2 separate regions of the Homo sapiens genome follow, and region 1 is linked to region 2. Evidence: chromatin loops called from intact Hi-C (ENCODE). Cell type or tissue: right lobe of liver. All regions are shown on one strand.

Region 1 (8,000 bases), 190 kb after region 2:
TTTGAGATGGAGTCTTGCTCTGTGGCCCAGGCTGGAGTGTGGTGGCGTGATATCAGCTCACTGCAAGCTCCGCCTCCCAGGTTCACGCCATTCTCCTGCCTCGGCCTCCTGAGTAGCTCGGACTACAGGCGCCAGCCACCGCGCCCAGCTAATTTTTTGTATTTTTAGTAGAGATGGAGTTTTGTCCTGCTGGCCAGGCTGGTCTTGAACTCCTGCCCTCAAGTGATCCACCCGCCTCAGCTTCCCAAAGTGCTGGGATTACAGGTGTGAGCCACTTCGCTCAGCATTATAGTCCCTTTCTATATAATCCTTTTTAAACTTATCTCAATCTGAATGTGGCCTCTGTTTCCTTTGGGACATTTACTGATAGTTGGTGCCTTTCGCCTGGGGACAGGTGCAACTGCTGGGAGCTGGTAGAGTAAGGCCTGTGGCATCACCATTGCCTGGGGTAGTTTGCTTATCACCTGGGTATTGAGATCCAAGGCTGCTGCAGGAGGTATCTCGGCAGGTGTTTGGTGTAAATGGGGAGAAAATTGGCAGGTGGTAGGTGATAGATGGTACATGGTGTGTTTATGAGTCAGGTGGAACAAACTGAAGACCTCTAGAAATCATTTGTGAGATGGGACAAAGCCAGAGAAACAGTTTTATAAAAGTTTTTTTTTTGTGTATTTGAAACTTTAAAGCTGACATTTTCTGAGAAACACCTATTACTTTGATGAGAAAACTGAGGGTTCAGTAAGTTATTAATTTACCCATTTAGTCATTCATTCAGAAAATACTGAGGGCGTATTATGTAACAGGCACTATATTGGGCATAAAGTGAATGAAACAAACAAAAACCCTCATGGGGCCATATTTGAACCCAAGTCGGTCTGCCTCTCAACATAGAGTTCTTTCCACTGTCTCAAACTGCCTTCTATTAAACATTTGATAACTCTCATTTTTCCAAAACATGACATGAAGGATCAGTCCTCTGCCATTTCCTGGAACCATGGGCTACTTTTGCGTCTTTTCTTCTAGATGTGCACTTTCAGCTAAGCTTGGCAGGATCTCCAAACTCCTAAACTCTGTGTCCTGGTAAGTCATCACCAGGACTAATCACAAACGTTAATGTTGGTGCTTATTACTGAGCCGTTGGGTCTATTTTTAAGAACATAAAGAATGAAAAGATTAGCTCCCTACAAGATCCCCCATCTGTTCAAATGGAAAAACTTCACAGAGCCCTAGGGTGCTGGGCAGCGCAGATTCCAGCTTGTGTTTTTAAGGAGTATTATTAAAAAAAAAAAAAAAAAAGGAAACAATTATTTCAGTGTCTCTCCAAATGAAAACATCTATTTCAACTCAAAGAATACTTTGTAGCAGTAGAATGTAGTAAGTAAGATCACAAATTTGGGTGTCAGTAAGACTGGGTTCCAGGACTAATTCTTCATTTTAGTAGCCATGTGACTTCAGGCAATTTCCTTAGCATCTGTAAACCTTGATTTAGCCTTCTACAATAGAGATTATCAGAGACAATCCCTACCTTGTGAGGTTTTCATGGGGACTAAATGCTATCATGCACGTTTCATACTTAGAGTAGTGCAGGTCACATAGTAAGTGCTCAATAAATATAGTCACTATTGTTATATGCATAATATCTTTCACTTACCACAACCTTAAGAAGGAAAGAAAAAGTGATTATGTAATCTAAATATTTGTAGCCAGGGAAGCAAATAGTTCTTATTATAGTTTTATAAGAAGAACATTTTTGATTAATTTAAAGGGAAACCATAGACGTTTAAAATAAAAAATAGAAGCAGAACCTTGATGTGGCTAACACAAGTTAGACAACATTTATTAAAGTTCTAAAGCTTTATAAAAATTGTAGACCAAATAGAAATCCATAAAATTTCCTTTATTTTATTGCCCTTATCTAACTTAGCCACTAATAAATTAGTACAATATTTTATGGATATTTTCAGAGGCAGCTCTTATAATTTTCAGTTGACAACCTTAACAAGGTATTGGTTACATGAAATGCATGTTCATTCTCAACCACCCATCTGTTTTTTTTCTCTCCAGAAACAAATATTTTCATTTTAGACTTCAAATTCCTATTTCCCATTTAGTGTGCGTTACTTATATCTGCTGTTTTATTTTTCTTGATGTATTTATAATAAGTGAGAAAATCAGATCTAGACCCAGCTTACAGTTATGGAAGTTCTAGTGTTCTTCAGGGCAGAGCTTCTCAGGCAGCAGACTGTGGGCAGTAAACAGGTGTGCCACGGTATTTGCCCCCTGGCTCCTGGGTCTACCAGTCAGGGCCTGGGCCAGCCCAAATCTCTAAGCTCATTGCCCTCCCACCTCCAGCAGAGCAGTCTTGTCCACTGTGTGTGCTACACAAATACCACCTCCTTCCATGTGTGTTTCTCTTGGAGAAGGAGGAGCTTTGAGCTGTGCCCTTCCGGAACAAGGCTAAAGGAAATATGCAGGATTGACCCTGTGTTAAAGAGTAGAGCAGAAGAAGAGAGCACGAAGCAACCAGGATGAGGAAGAGGTGACATGAGGGACAAATGCACAGGGAAAGGAGGGAATATGGGAGGTCTTTCTGCCTAGTGGTCAGAAGGAAGGTCAGATGGCGATGGCAGGATCCTTAGACTAGAAAATAAGAGGCTTTCCTCTTCTTTAATGTCCAGAATCGTGATTTATTTCTTTCCTTCATTACTTGTAGTTGTCCAAAGTGAAGAAATTCTTGGGAAGCTATTATGAAAACTATTTACAACTGAATGCATTCCCAATTACAAGCACTGGACCAGCATTATTTGGGTTTAGAATTTGAACTGACTGTGAATGGATTATGAGACTCATGTGAGTGTCCCCTGGCTGGTGGGTCATGGCCTGAAGCTGCACTGTGCAACCTGCAATGTGTTTCATAAAAATACTCAATTGAGGTAGCAAGTACTGGTGCTGGTGGCAGTGTTATTTCCACTTACAGGAGCAGTGTAGCTCCGTAGCAGTGCAATCAGTTTATAACTATGTGAAGATTTGTGTATGAGAACCTCAGTGAACTGACAACACATTACTGATTTACTCCGGTAATGTCCTGTGCTTTTTATAGATTAGCACCCCTGGGCAGCAGGCCATCTGGCTTGCCCTTTAGTTTGACCTGGCCTGTAGCATGGGTTTTGGAATTCACAGACCTGAGTTCAAGTCTGAGCTCTACCACCATTAGCTGAGCAACACTGGGCAACTTATTTAACATCTGTAAGCCACTGATTGCAAATCAGAGAGATGTGATAACCATAAAATTTACTGCATGGTGTTGCTATGAACACTAAATGAATAATGTGTGCCATGTATCTAGAAGAGCTTAACACATGTTCACTCTCCTCTTCACTCCTGCAGCAACAGCAAAAATCATCTGTGGAGTTAACGGTAAAAAGATCTTATATTAGTAGCATCAGATGCTGAATAAACTCACAGAGATCAGTGCCTCATGCTCAACTGGTAGGCCTAGCAAGGGACTCAGGAAGAAAACATCTCATAGGAGGACAAGAAAGGGTGTCAAAGAAGTAGACATTGAGGAAACAAAAAAACCCTCTGGAACCCTGACTACCATCCAGTGAGACAAGATTGACAATTAAAACAGAATAGACATAATATGATCCATGCCTCAGTTCCTATGCCTAATGTTATACAGTTTGGCAAAATGTACATAGTTTATTCATAATGCTGTCTTTAATTTTCTCAACTAATTGTTTTTATTTCTTTCTAAAGTATCTGGCAATCCCAACTGATAGACTCAATTGATCATTTAGTATAGAAAGGGTACGTTAGGAAAATCCAATCTTGACAATTTTTAATGATTTTTCTGATGTATTAAAAAGGTGGGACACTATAAAAACTATGCTTTATATGACAGCTCTTGTAAAAAATCAAGGACAAAGGATAATTGAAAATATTCTTTCATTTTTCTAAAGAAATCTCTTTTAAATTCTTGGAAAAGATCAGGCACAGCAAAAGTGAGTTAAAGCCTTAAAAATATGTTACTGGTGTCTTAGACTCCAAAGTAGAAATATATACTCATTTTAAGTTGCAAGAATAATAATCTAGATCTTTGGGGATTTTAAAAATTTCATCTCTTTTCCTTAAATGATTTTGAAACAAGGCATGAATATAAATAATACATATAGTACTTCTGGATTTAAACATCTTTGATGAAATGATGGTACTGGCTTGGAATCTCTCTCTCTCACCACACACACGTTCATATGTGCACGTGTACGTGTACCTGTGATGTAGCTGTTTAGAATTGTTTGGCCTTCCGATGGACTGGCCACAGACCGTCCTGCCATGGCACGGTCTTGCCAGTCATTCTTTCAGCTTCCCAGCTCCCCTGGCAGTGGTGGAGAAGATCCCAGGCAGTGGTGGAGAAGATCCCAAGTTATTACCAACTGAACAAGTGAAGGAAAGTTGGGTATTTTAAGGCACATGAATTATTTTAGGATTTCTGGTTGTCCCTGGTTAAGTTTTTGATGATTACTGAAGATAAGAAAACTAGACTTAGACTTAATTATTACTTTCTTCAAAAAAAAAAAAAAAAAACCAAACAAACAAAAATAAAACAACTCCTGCAGAGTTTCAGAAGATTCTGGAAATTGACATGATTTCCTAATGTTCCAGTTGGTAGATATCTTGGGCTGGCCTGAGGACTTGTCATTTCAGTCGCAGGCAGACACTAGATATGCTTTTTGGGGGATGGGTCAAAAGGAGACTGTGCCTGAAACACCGAGGGCTTTATGCTTCCTTTTGTGAATTCTAACACTAATCATATTCATCATAAAAGACGTTTCCAATACTGAGAGAGTGTAAGGCGAAAATCAAAAAGGTCACTTTACCCTTAATCACACCCCCTATGTCTTTAAAAGCAAGAAGACTAATACAAAAATCCTTGTATATGCAATGAAAGCTTTCTGAATGCTACGTAAGGAGCTGCTTATATAAGGGACTGCTTATCTAACATTCTGAAAGTTTTTGTTGCATTTACAGGGATTTTTATATTTGTCTTTTTGCTTTTTACACGTATAGGGCCATGCTGTAGATGCTCTTCAGCTACTTCTGTTTTTTGCTTTTGTTTACCAGTATATTGTAAACACCTTTTTGTTGGTCCCTATAGATCTACCTCATTGTTTTCAATAACTGCATTGTATTCTACTGAATAGAAGTCCTATAGTAAGGGCAGATAACTATTGTATGTGTTTAGAAATTTTTTATTACAAGCAATTTGTCAATGAACCTTCTTGTAATCTTTGTGAATGCAAGTATATCCTACAGGTTAAATTCTTAGAAGTGGAATTATGTGGCCAAAAGGTGTGTGTGATGGTTAATATTGTGTCAACTTAATTGGATTGAAGGATGCAAAGTATTGTTGTTCCTGGGTGTGTCTGTGAGGCAATTGCCAAAGGAGATTAACATTTGAATCAGTGGATTGGGAAGGGCAGACCCACCCTCAATGTGGGTGGACACAATCTAATCAGCTGCCAGGGCGGCCAGAATAAAAGCAGGCAGAAGAAGATGGAAAGATTAGACTGGCTAAGTTTTCTGGCCTCCATCTTTCTCCCATACTGGATGCTCCCTGCCCTCGAACATCAGAATCCAAGTTCTTCAGCTTTGGACTCAGACTTACATCAGTGATTTGCCAGCGGCTCTTGGGCCTTTGGCCACAGACTGAAGGCTGTACTACTGGCTTCCCTACTTTTGAGGTCTGGGGACTTTGGGACTGGCTTCCTGTCTCCTCACCTTGCAGATGGCCTATTGTGGGACTTCACCTTGTGGTCCTGTGAGTCAATTCTTCTAATAAACTTTCCTTTGTATATGCATCTATCCCATTAGTTCTGTCCCTCCAGAGAACCCTGACTAATACAGTATGGAAATTTACATTTTTGGTTATTATTGCTAAATGACCATAAAAAGGTAATATATATTTATACTCCTACCAACAATGTATGAGAGTTTGTTATTTCACCCACATCCTCTAGCCTTTAGCATTGTCAGACTTTGAAATTGTTGGCATTGCTATTTCATGTTTTTAATGAACGTTTAAAAAAATTATGAGTGAGGTCAGTGCTTTTATGTTTACTAATCATTGGTGTTTATTTTTCTATAGCTTGTCCATTTTCTACACATCTAGTTTTTATTTATAATAGTTTTGTTGCACATTAAAGGAATTAGATACTTGTGTGCCATATTCTAAATAAGTTTTAAGTCTGCTGTGTTTTGAAGTCATGAAAATTTTTTTGCATGTGTGTGGATGTCTTTAATATGTGTATATTAATTAAATATTCTACAATGATGCATGCATTTCATACCATTCTTAGAAAGGCTTTTCTCAATCTACAGCTGTTTTTTAAAAATGAGCTATTTTCTTCTATGACTTTTACAATTTTTTTGATGATTTCTTACCTTATGGTTAAAAATTTGACACATTTGAAATTTATTTTGGTGTAATGCTTGAGGATAGGATCCAGATATGTTTGTCTTCCGGGTGGTTGGTCAGTTTTGCTCAAAATACTGATGAAAATCATATATCTTTCTTCTACTGATTACCACTTTACTTACACAAAATCCTCACATGGGTTCAAGTCTATCTATACTCACTCTGTTCCACTGACCGTTCTCGTTTGAATTTACGCAGGTTTTTTTTTTTTTTTTTTTTTGAGACTGAGTCTCGCTCTGTCACCCAGGCTGGAGTGCATTGGCGTGATCTCGGCTCACTGCAAGTTCCGCCTCCCAGGTTCACGCCATTCTCCTGCCTCAGCCTCCCTTGTAGCTGGGACTACAGGCGCCCCCACCAGGCCCGGCTAATTTATTTTTTGTATTTTTAGTAGAGACGGGGTTTCACCATGTTAGCCAGGATGGTCTCGATCTCCTGACCTTGTGATCTGCCCTCCTCGGCCTCCCAAAGGGATGTGATTACAGGCATGAGCCACCACGCCTGGCCACGAATTTATGCAGTCTTAGATTTTAATATTCTTTACTAGCTAGTCTTCCTTTTTTGATTCTCTCTCTGTCTCTGTCTCTCTGTGTGTATTTTAAGCCCTAATAATAAAAGGATAGAAGTTTCTATACAGGTTGAAGGTGACCTTGGGTTGTGAGTATATATTTGGCAATTAAGCTGCCAGATAAAGATGAGTTTATTCCACAAAATAGTTCTTGAAAGCCTACTGGGCCAGGCACTCTCCTGGGCTCTGCAGACACAGCAATGAATAAGAAAGAAAAGGTTCCTGTTCTTGCTGAGCTTACATTAGAGAGTGGGGGAGGGGCGTACAAACAATTAGCAAATAAACAAATGTATACGGTCTTATTGTGTCATGAAGTGAAATGAAGAAAATAAATTAGGGTGATGAGCTAGAGAGTGAGGGAGGAGTCAGGTATTTTAGATAAGTTACTTGGGGAAGGTTTTCTGAGTGACATTTGAGCGTAGCCTTAAGTTAAGCTTCAGTTTATCATATCTAATTTCTTTCTAAATGGCTTGACCTTGATACTTTAGTGTCTAAAATAGAATTTGTTGTCTTTCCCTTAAAATCTGTTCCCCTCTGATCTTCACCGTTTTGGTCAGTGTTATCATCATATTTCTTAGCTGTCCAGACCCTGAAATTTTGGGGCCATTTGCTTCTTTGTTTCCTTTCCCATATGACCCATTGGTAGGTCCAGAGCACTTTCTCTAGAGTGTCTCCAGCATGTTTCTTCCTTGGCCATTACCATGGTGTGTGCTTAAAATTGCCCACAGTGAGATCATCATGTCTGCCTCTAAACCAGTGTCTCTGCCTCCAGTGTCTCCCACTTTCAACCCAGACTCACCCTGCTGAGATGTTAAGCTTCTAAAATACAGATTTCTGATCAAAATCTTTGAGCTGCAAATGGAAAATATTTTGCTTATAGAATGACATTAGACTGCTTTATTTCAGATTCAAGATCTTGCAAAATCTGAGATCTGCTCAATTCTCAACTCTTCTTTCCAA
Region 2 (8,000 bases):
AGGAGGCTGTGGGAAGAGAATTGCTTGAACTTAGGGAGGCAGAGGTTGCAGTGAGCCAAGATTGTGCCACAGCACTCCAGCCTGGACAACAGAGCAAGACTCAGTCTCCAAAAAAAAAAAAAAAAAAAAAAAAAGCAAATTAGGTCAGAAAAATCATCTGAAAAGCAAATTAGGTCAGAAAAATCATCTGAAAAATATGGCACCTGCCCTAGAGTTTTAAAGGAATTCAGGAACAAAAGTGAACCAAGGGGAACCACCAAAACATACAACCTGTCAATACAGACAGCCACCAGGCCCACTCGCTGGAGGACAGAGTGGGCGTGAGAAGTGACAAGGAGCCACACCTTCACATCCAGCAGAGTGACAGGATTTACCGTAAATTCTAGGGACAACATGGCATCTCCCTCCTTTAAGGATGATTAAGTATATGCCTATCCCACAGGCAAGGCACCATTCTACGTATCACATATGGATGTCTTTTTCTTTAAAGTATGAAATTTTGATGCACGATGCTTACAATCTATTAGGAAATAAGATACAAATTTAAAAATACAAAAAGTAAAGTAAAATTTGGCAAGTCTTATGCATGTGAGAGAAAATAATTAGTGGTTCCCAAACTTTTCAAGCATAAAGAATCTTTGTATTAGTTTTTGCCTCACAATGTAAACACAGTGAAAAGTCTTTTTAATTCAACTTATTTGTTAATAATGTGTATTCTAATTTTTTGCTAGTCAAAGACACATGTAAACAACCACCAGATCTTCTGACAAGCAGCAGTCATTAGGCCCAACACATGAAACCTTGGTTGAAAGAAATCTGTCATTTTGAGGCACCTGTGAAGCCATATCATTTTACTTATTATACATAGATGTATCATCTCCTGGAACTTTGTTTACACATAGAGATGGTATGCAAATTCCTACTATGACCTTTATTGTACCCTTGGGTTGTCAGAAAAACGAATGCAGTTCAGAGAAAGGGGGGAAGTTCTTTCAGCTGATTAATAAGCATGGCTAAAGGATGAGATTTAAAATGGATCTAAATGGCGGAGGTGGACATAAATATGACAAGCTAGTCTCAACTGAGGTCATGAATCTGAGAGGGAAACTCCACTGACTTACATTACAAACACAGTGACCTAGCCAGGTGCGGTGGCTCACGCCTGTAATCCCAGCACTTTTGGGAGGCTGAGGCGGGTGGATAGCTTGAGATCAGGAGTTCGAGATCAGCCTGGCCAACGTAATGTAACCCCGTCTCTACTAAAAATACAAAAATTAGCCACACATAGTGGTGCTTGCCTATAATCCCAGCTACTTAGGAGGCTGAGGCATGATACTGCTTGAACACGGGTGGCGGAGGCTGCAGTGAGCCAAGATAACACCACTGCACTCCAGCCCGGGTGACAGAGCAAAACTCCATCCCCCCAAAAATAAATAAATAAATATTGAAAAAAAAAGAAACCACAGCAACAAAAAACAAAGACAGTAGCCATGCTGAGACTCCATTTATTATTCCAAAAAGAAAATACTAAACTTAATTGAGCAAAGGGAGCAATAAAACATGGTAACATCTAAAAAAGGTCTCAGAGATCAACAGGAAAATAGCAATCTTGAATTGTGTAAAATCACAGGAGGAAGTGTAGAATATTCTACACTATGTCAGCCCAGTAAAATAATTAGGAAATGAAAATCATGGACCAGATCAAACTATGATTGCTAAGGAAATATCACATTATTTACTGTATTCACCACCTTTTTAGGACGAAAAAGTAAGCAGTATATCAAGAAATTTACAACTGTTCAATTTATCATAAATAAAATTTAATACTATGTAATTGAGTGATCATTATTTATTAATAAGTCATTATCCCAAGAGTGGGATTGACTGAAAATGCCAATAGCTTCACAAGTGTTGGAAGGCATCCCAGTTCTCTTCTGAGATTGAAACCTGGGCAAACAATCAGATATTCTCTCAAAATATCCTTCAGGGCCCAGAACAGAGTATTAGGCTCAGATGGACTATGGGTATGTGCCAGTGGGGCAATACAATAGTGTTCTTATTTTCCATTGCAGAAACACTTTCGGTGGATTAGATGGTGATAAACATTCAAATTAAAGATTAAGAAAGTATTTTCCAGTTCCCAAGAAAACATTACTCAAAAGCAAAATTAACTTATAAAATGTTAGAAGAAATTCTGTAATAACTTATAAAATGTTATAACTTATAAAATGTTAAGAAGAAATTCTGTAATAACTTATAAAATGTTATAACTTATAAAATGTTAAGAAGAAATTCTGTAATAATCAGCAGTAAGAGAAGATATCCACCCCATAATGGAGAAGACACCTATCTCTTTCGGGTGAGAGCTGTGTGAAATGCACTTTTTTTCTCAGGAGTCTATGATAATGTTACACTTACTGTTGAATAAACGTGAGCTCCACCGGCTAGCCGGTAGGTAGCAATGCGCTGAAGACACTGCACAATCCTACTGCAGGCTTTAGCTTCCCTCTGCGCCAGCCACAGGACACGTTCATCAGCCAACATGATGTTACTTGCAATGTCAACCATCACGTCACCTAGCTAGCAGGGGTTCAGGAGAAAAAAGAAAGATCTTTAAAACCACCATAAACTATTTCGTAGAATCAAAATCCTAATGGACAGTGAGATTGGCCTTCAGTCTCAAATTCCACATGAGAACCCAACAGGCACTTTACTTGTTTCTCATGAAAACATCTTCAGATATGAACAGTTATTTCAAGTATAGCCATTTGGTGGTATTTAGCTCAAAAGAGCATATGTAAGTGGCCACCACATCACTGGTGAAAAGACTGCCAGGTGTTATCTCAAATGGAGGAAAAGAAAGGCAATTAGATTAATTAAAGAGAAGGAAAGGATGTCACACAATACCAGAATAAAAAGATCTTGACTGTTCATCTAGAAAACCATTTATAAACACTTCCTTTTTGTGCATGCATTAGCTTAAATCAAACTATTATTATTAAGAAATACACACCGCCAGCAGGGCGTGGTGGCTCACACCTGTAATCCCAGCACTTTGGGAGGCCGAGGTGGGTGGATCATTTGAGGTCAAGAGTTCGAGACCATCCTAACCAACATGGTGAAACCCCATATCTACTAAAAATACAAAACAAATTAGCTGGGCATGGTGGCCCATGCCTATAGTCCCAGCTACTTGGGAGGCTGAGGCAGGAGAATCACTTGAAGCTGGGAGGCAGACACTGCAGTGAGCCGAGATCGTGCCACTGCACTCTAGCCTGGACAACAGAGTGAGACACTCTTAAAAAAAAAAAAAAAAAGGCAGGCAGGCAGGCATACTACCCACCTCTTTAGTCTCTGCTCATATTCAACAATGCAGGGATGCCTAGCTACTGCTACGTCCTTGTATGTGTTGTATGATCTCACCCCCATCCCCTTGCACACGTGGTTTCCTATACCTAGAATGAACTGCATCTTCCCTTCCTCCCAACTCAATGAATGCTTTTAAGATCTAATACAATAAAATAAATGCACTCTTCCACTGTTTGTTTTACTTGTTTCATTTACTGGATTCTTTTTATTCGCTCACTTCGTAACTTACAGATGTAAACATCTGTCAGGAAATGCCACTGAAAAGTCAACCAACTATTGTTTACTATAACTCATACGTCTCACCTGAGAGAAATAAATTGAACCGTCTAGGGCTAATGAGACGTACTGGTGTCAAGAGGATTTTGTATTGAGCAAAACGTTTATAAGAGGGAGACATGCAGCAGAAGGAGCAACAAAAACATTCCAGAGGTAGGATCAGACAATTTGCAAGCTGGCTGGACCTCTAATCAAGTAGTAAGCATTAAAAGGCGTTAAGTCCCAGTGCAAAGCCAGAAAGCCGGGTCTGTCTTAAGAGATGTCTTTTGATCATCCCAGAAGATCTCCGCTGAGATTTCAATCCCGTTTTGTATCCAATACACTTCACACAACGTATAATTATGGGGGCTGAAGAGGGTTTGGAAGAAGTTCAGTCCATCCCACCCTGGTTCACTTTACAAAAAAGTCAGGCCTTTGGAAATCCACCAGATCCCAACCCTGGAACCACGGGGTGAAGCAACCACAGTAAATACATAGATGAGAACAGGACTTCAAATGCTGACCGTGAGTACCTAGCCTGAACACTTCACCTCTTGGTATCTCCACTTCCCTTCTTCGTAACTACAGATAATAATAGTCCTGTCTTTCTGAATGTTGTGGAGATTAAGTTCCAATAATAAATACAAGGTTCCTAAAACCGTGCCTGGCACATGGCAAGCACTCAAAAAATGTTGGCGCTTTTACTGTTTTAATCCCGAAATTGGCCTCTCTTTTAAGATGATAGACTCTAGAGGTAGTAGAAGGGTTGTATTTGTATGTCTGTGTTCACGTAAAAATAGGACCAATGCATCCAACTAAACTGCCACTTGACCCTCTGTAAAGTCCCACTCTCCCCAGCTTGATCCTATTAAAATAAGTTTTCTGACTTTTTACTGCCCTTACCATAATGTATCACAACTTTTTCCTTATTTTACCTCCAATGTAAACATCTTGAGGGTAGAGACAACAAAATGTCTTACGTTTATATCCTTATTCACTAGTACAAGAGCTGATGCAGAAGCCAACAGTTATCAATGTCCATGTATCCGATATGTATCAATATTCATTTTAAATGTTCATGATTACTGTTCACTGACTATTTATTGAGGGCCAATGTGAGCCAGACACTGGTGCAACAGCAGCAAAAGAAAGAAACAAGCTCTATCTTCAACCTTATAGTCTGGTGAAGAAAATGCAAAACAAGCATATAAATCCATTTTTAAAAAGTGATTTAGATTGTGATAACTGCTACAAGGGAAATATGCAGAGAAATATAGGATACAGAATAATGAAATTTAATCCAAACACCCTATTTTAATGAACTAACACATTCTCAAGGGGTACTTCCCCCCAAACCGAAGATATTAACAAGATCAAATGACAAATAATTAAGAAGAGCCTGTAATCAAGCTCTGCAGAATCCTCAGTTGGTTCATTTTTTTATGATTCATTGGAACATTAGCATCCTAGTTCATGTTCCTACTAACAGACAGATATGGGGGTGAATGTCATTCTACTAGAAGCCCTTACTTCTGGAGTTATAAAGAAGGGTATTGACTCTTGCTATGTCAGTTACTGAATCTGTCAATCAGCCGTTTATACAGATGCTAAACTAGTAAGTCCAAAGTCTTAATGGGAATTCACAGTAGTTGGAATAACTTAGTTAAGATTTTGTCTATTATTCTGACTTACTGTTATTTGAAGATTTTATGCAAAAATAAAAGAGGTAAAAGAGATAACATGGTGAAATATGCTTTATGGCTAACAAAAATATTAATAAAATTCCCACTGGATGCAAAACTTTAAAATACACAAAAATATTGATTTTATTGTAAGGCACCACTGAAATATAGGCAGTGCTTACAGATTAGCAAAGTTACAACTAAACTTATTGTTTAATACTTCTCTGAAGTTTTAAATGTAGGAATTTTATAGGGACCTGACATGAGATCTGATGGGCACGTCATCTTTCTTGAAAAATTCATCATTATTACATGATCAAAGAACTACTGCTATGCCCTGCTAGATAATGCCAGTAAAGAAATTAACTTGTGTTAATAATTATAAAAAAAAAAACAACAAATATCTCTAAGAAGGTACAGGACGAACAACAGTAATTGCTTTAGTTGAGAACAAGCTATTTTTCTCATTATTTCACTCCAAATGGCTAAGAATGGAGGAAAGGGATTTGTTGCCAAAATATTCCCTAGAGCAGATAATCAGAAAATGTTATATGCTTCTGTAGCTTGGTTACAGAAGTAGCTCTGAATATGTCACAGTGGCAAAAAGTGACACAAAAGGGGTAACAATGCATGAAAAATTACACTGGATTAAAAAAAGTATTCCTGAAATTTGACACACAAAGCTCATTTAAAAACTGCAACCAGTGTAAGGAGCATGCATCAGATTTCTCCTTGGCCTCATTCCCCGAAGGCCACTCCAGCCACAAAAGGGTCAGAAGGACTCCTCCACCTGTTCTTGCACCTGTCACACTAAAGTGGGAGGAACAACCGAAAGCATGAGCAAATGGACTTTATCGAAGATAAAATGGGGAAGAAACAAATGCACCACATTAATGGCAATGAAAGTGCTCAATGTCAAATGTTGTAAGAGACAGGATATTTCAAGTTCTTAATATACAAATGGCTTGGAAGTTTTATCAAAATTAGGTCAAAAACATCTGCTAATTTAATACATTTCTGATGTTATCATATTAATATACAAGATAATACGTAAACTAAACTTGATGATATTTAATGTATAGTCTTTAACACTGAAGACATAATATCTATGTGACTTGGAGTTAAATACTCCTAGGTTGAGATCTCAAGTCTGTCACAAGTTTAGATGTCCCTGAGCAAATCAGCCTCTGTGAGACTCAGTTTACTCATTTGTAAAATGGGACCAAGAACTCTACAAGTGCTCAGAACATCTCAGTCCATGGTAAAATAAGAAAAAAAAAAAGCAGAAGACAAATATCTTCACATACCCAGTAAAAATATAAATTAAGCAATTCATGGAGTTTTTGAGAAAGGCCAAGTGATCTAGGCCGTTCCATATTTACATTTTCAATCATCGAGTAGCAAAAGAATACTTTTGTTCATTCTAACAACCAGAAAAGCAAGAATTAACAGACACATGCATAGGTGGAGCAATGGTTTTGGAGATGACAAATAGAGGAACCTACATTATCATCATTGCAGCAGCTGATCCTATTAAGCTCAAGTAGTCTTCACGATGTTCTCCTAGTTCCAAATTTAGTACACTACTGAGATCATACCTATTTCAAGGTATGTTATTACACTGATTAATGATGGAACTGCTGCATTCTGAAAGTCAAGTTTTAAAAGTGTATTTGTCACTCTTAACTCACATCTGGCTTTACGTGCCACAGGATACCTCTGCAGACTTCTCAGCAGGTTGCTTAGGTAAGCATTTGCTATTCAACAAGAGTCTGACTGCAATCATCATCAGGGTTATGGCAAAGGTTAAAGCTCTGATTTTACTGAGGTATAGGAGTAAAGAGAATGATGAGGATGAGGGTAACAGTGGAGGAACTGAAGAAATGGGTGGAAGGGGAAAAGAGGTCAAGAAGATTATTGCACATAAGGCATGGCAGGAGTTCTCAGATCATGTAATAATCATAATTCTTCAGGAGAGATGATGTGTCTACCATCAGGTCTCATGCTTGATCCTCATAAAGTCCACACATTCAAAACTTTAAAAAAAACTGAACAATAAATTTAGTTGTAATTGTGCTAATCTGTAAATATTAAATATATTAAAAGATAAAACATGCCAAAATACTGATTCTACCCTAAGGTGTTACTGAAATAAATGAGATTACAAACACGTACGTGCACTTCCTTTTCTAGAAGTACAGAGGACTGAGTACTCTGGAGAACTCTCCAGCAGAAAGTGAAAAAATGCTGAAAGGAAAACAGTTATCTTTGTTAATGCATCACTGAGAAGTAGGAAAATAGATCCTCCTCCAAAACCCAGTCACCAAAGAACAGCAGAAATCCAAAGAGCTCTGAGGTTGAACTCTGATGACCACGAGGTATGTTTTGACTTCCACACAGGGCCTAGGCCATGCCAACACAGGGTACCAGGAAAAGACCCCCTGTTACAAAGCTAGAAACTCAAAGGACACCACCTCCAGCATCAGGCCTAGCCAGCAATCACTCAGCTTCATGGAAGGAGAGCCAGGAAACGTGCCTGTTTTGACCTGGGCAAGAGGTAGAAGGAGGTTAAAAAAAAAAAATTATTCTCTGACAATTTGGAAACACAAGTTGACCTTCAAACAGGTCCTTTATACTACTTTCGTGTTCTTAAAAACCTCAAGCTAAAAATTAATTTTAAAATGAGTCCCCCTA

What was found. Hi-C counts contacts between places; a loop is a spot of excess contacts. Peaks named below come from ENCODE experiments on the same cell type or tissue, not always from the same donor. Only the 100,000 strongest peaks of a DNase experiment are listed, where the experiment ranks them.
Region 1: it touches region 2 in a loop (2.8-fold over the local background); 67 of 110 quality-filtered maps call a loop at or near these places.

What each region holds. Positions count from the first base shown.
Region 1 is chr4:22,611,231-22,619,230 of GRCh38, forward strand. No RefSeq gene overlaps it. Among named protein-coding and RNA genes, the nearest start is that of ADGRA3, 99 kb to the left of the region's middle. In right lobe of liver, no CTCF peak of the experiment used is centred here; a DNase peak (open chromatin) is centred at 3,121.
Region 2 is chr4:22,421,773-22,429,772 of GRCh38, forward strand. ADGRA3 (adhesion G protein-coupled receptor A3) reads right to left here. Exons shown (of 19, transcript NM_145290.4): 11 at 2,419-2,580. Among named protein-coding and RNA genes, the nearest start is that of MIR12115, 90 kb to the right of the region's middle. In right lobe of liver, no CTCF peak of the experiment used is centred here; no DNase peak of the experiment used is centred here.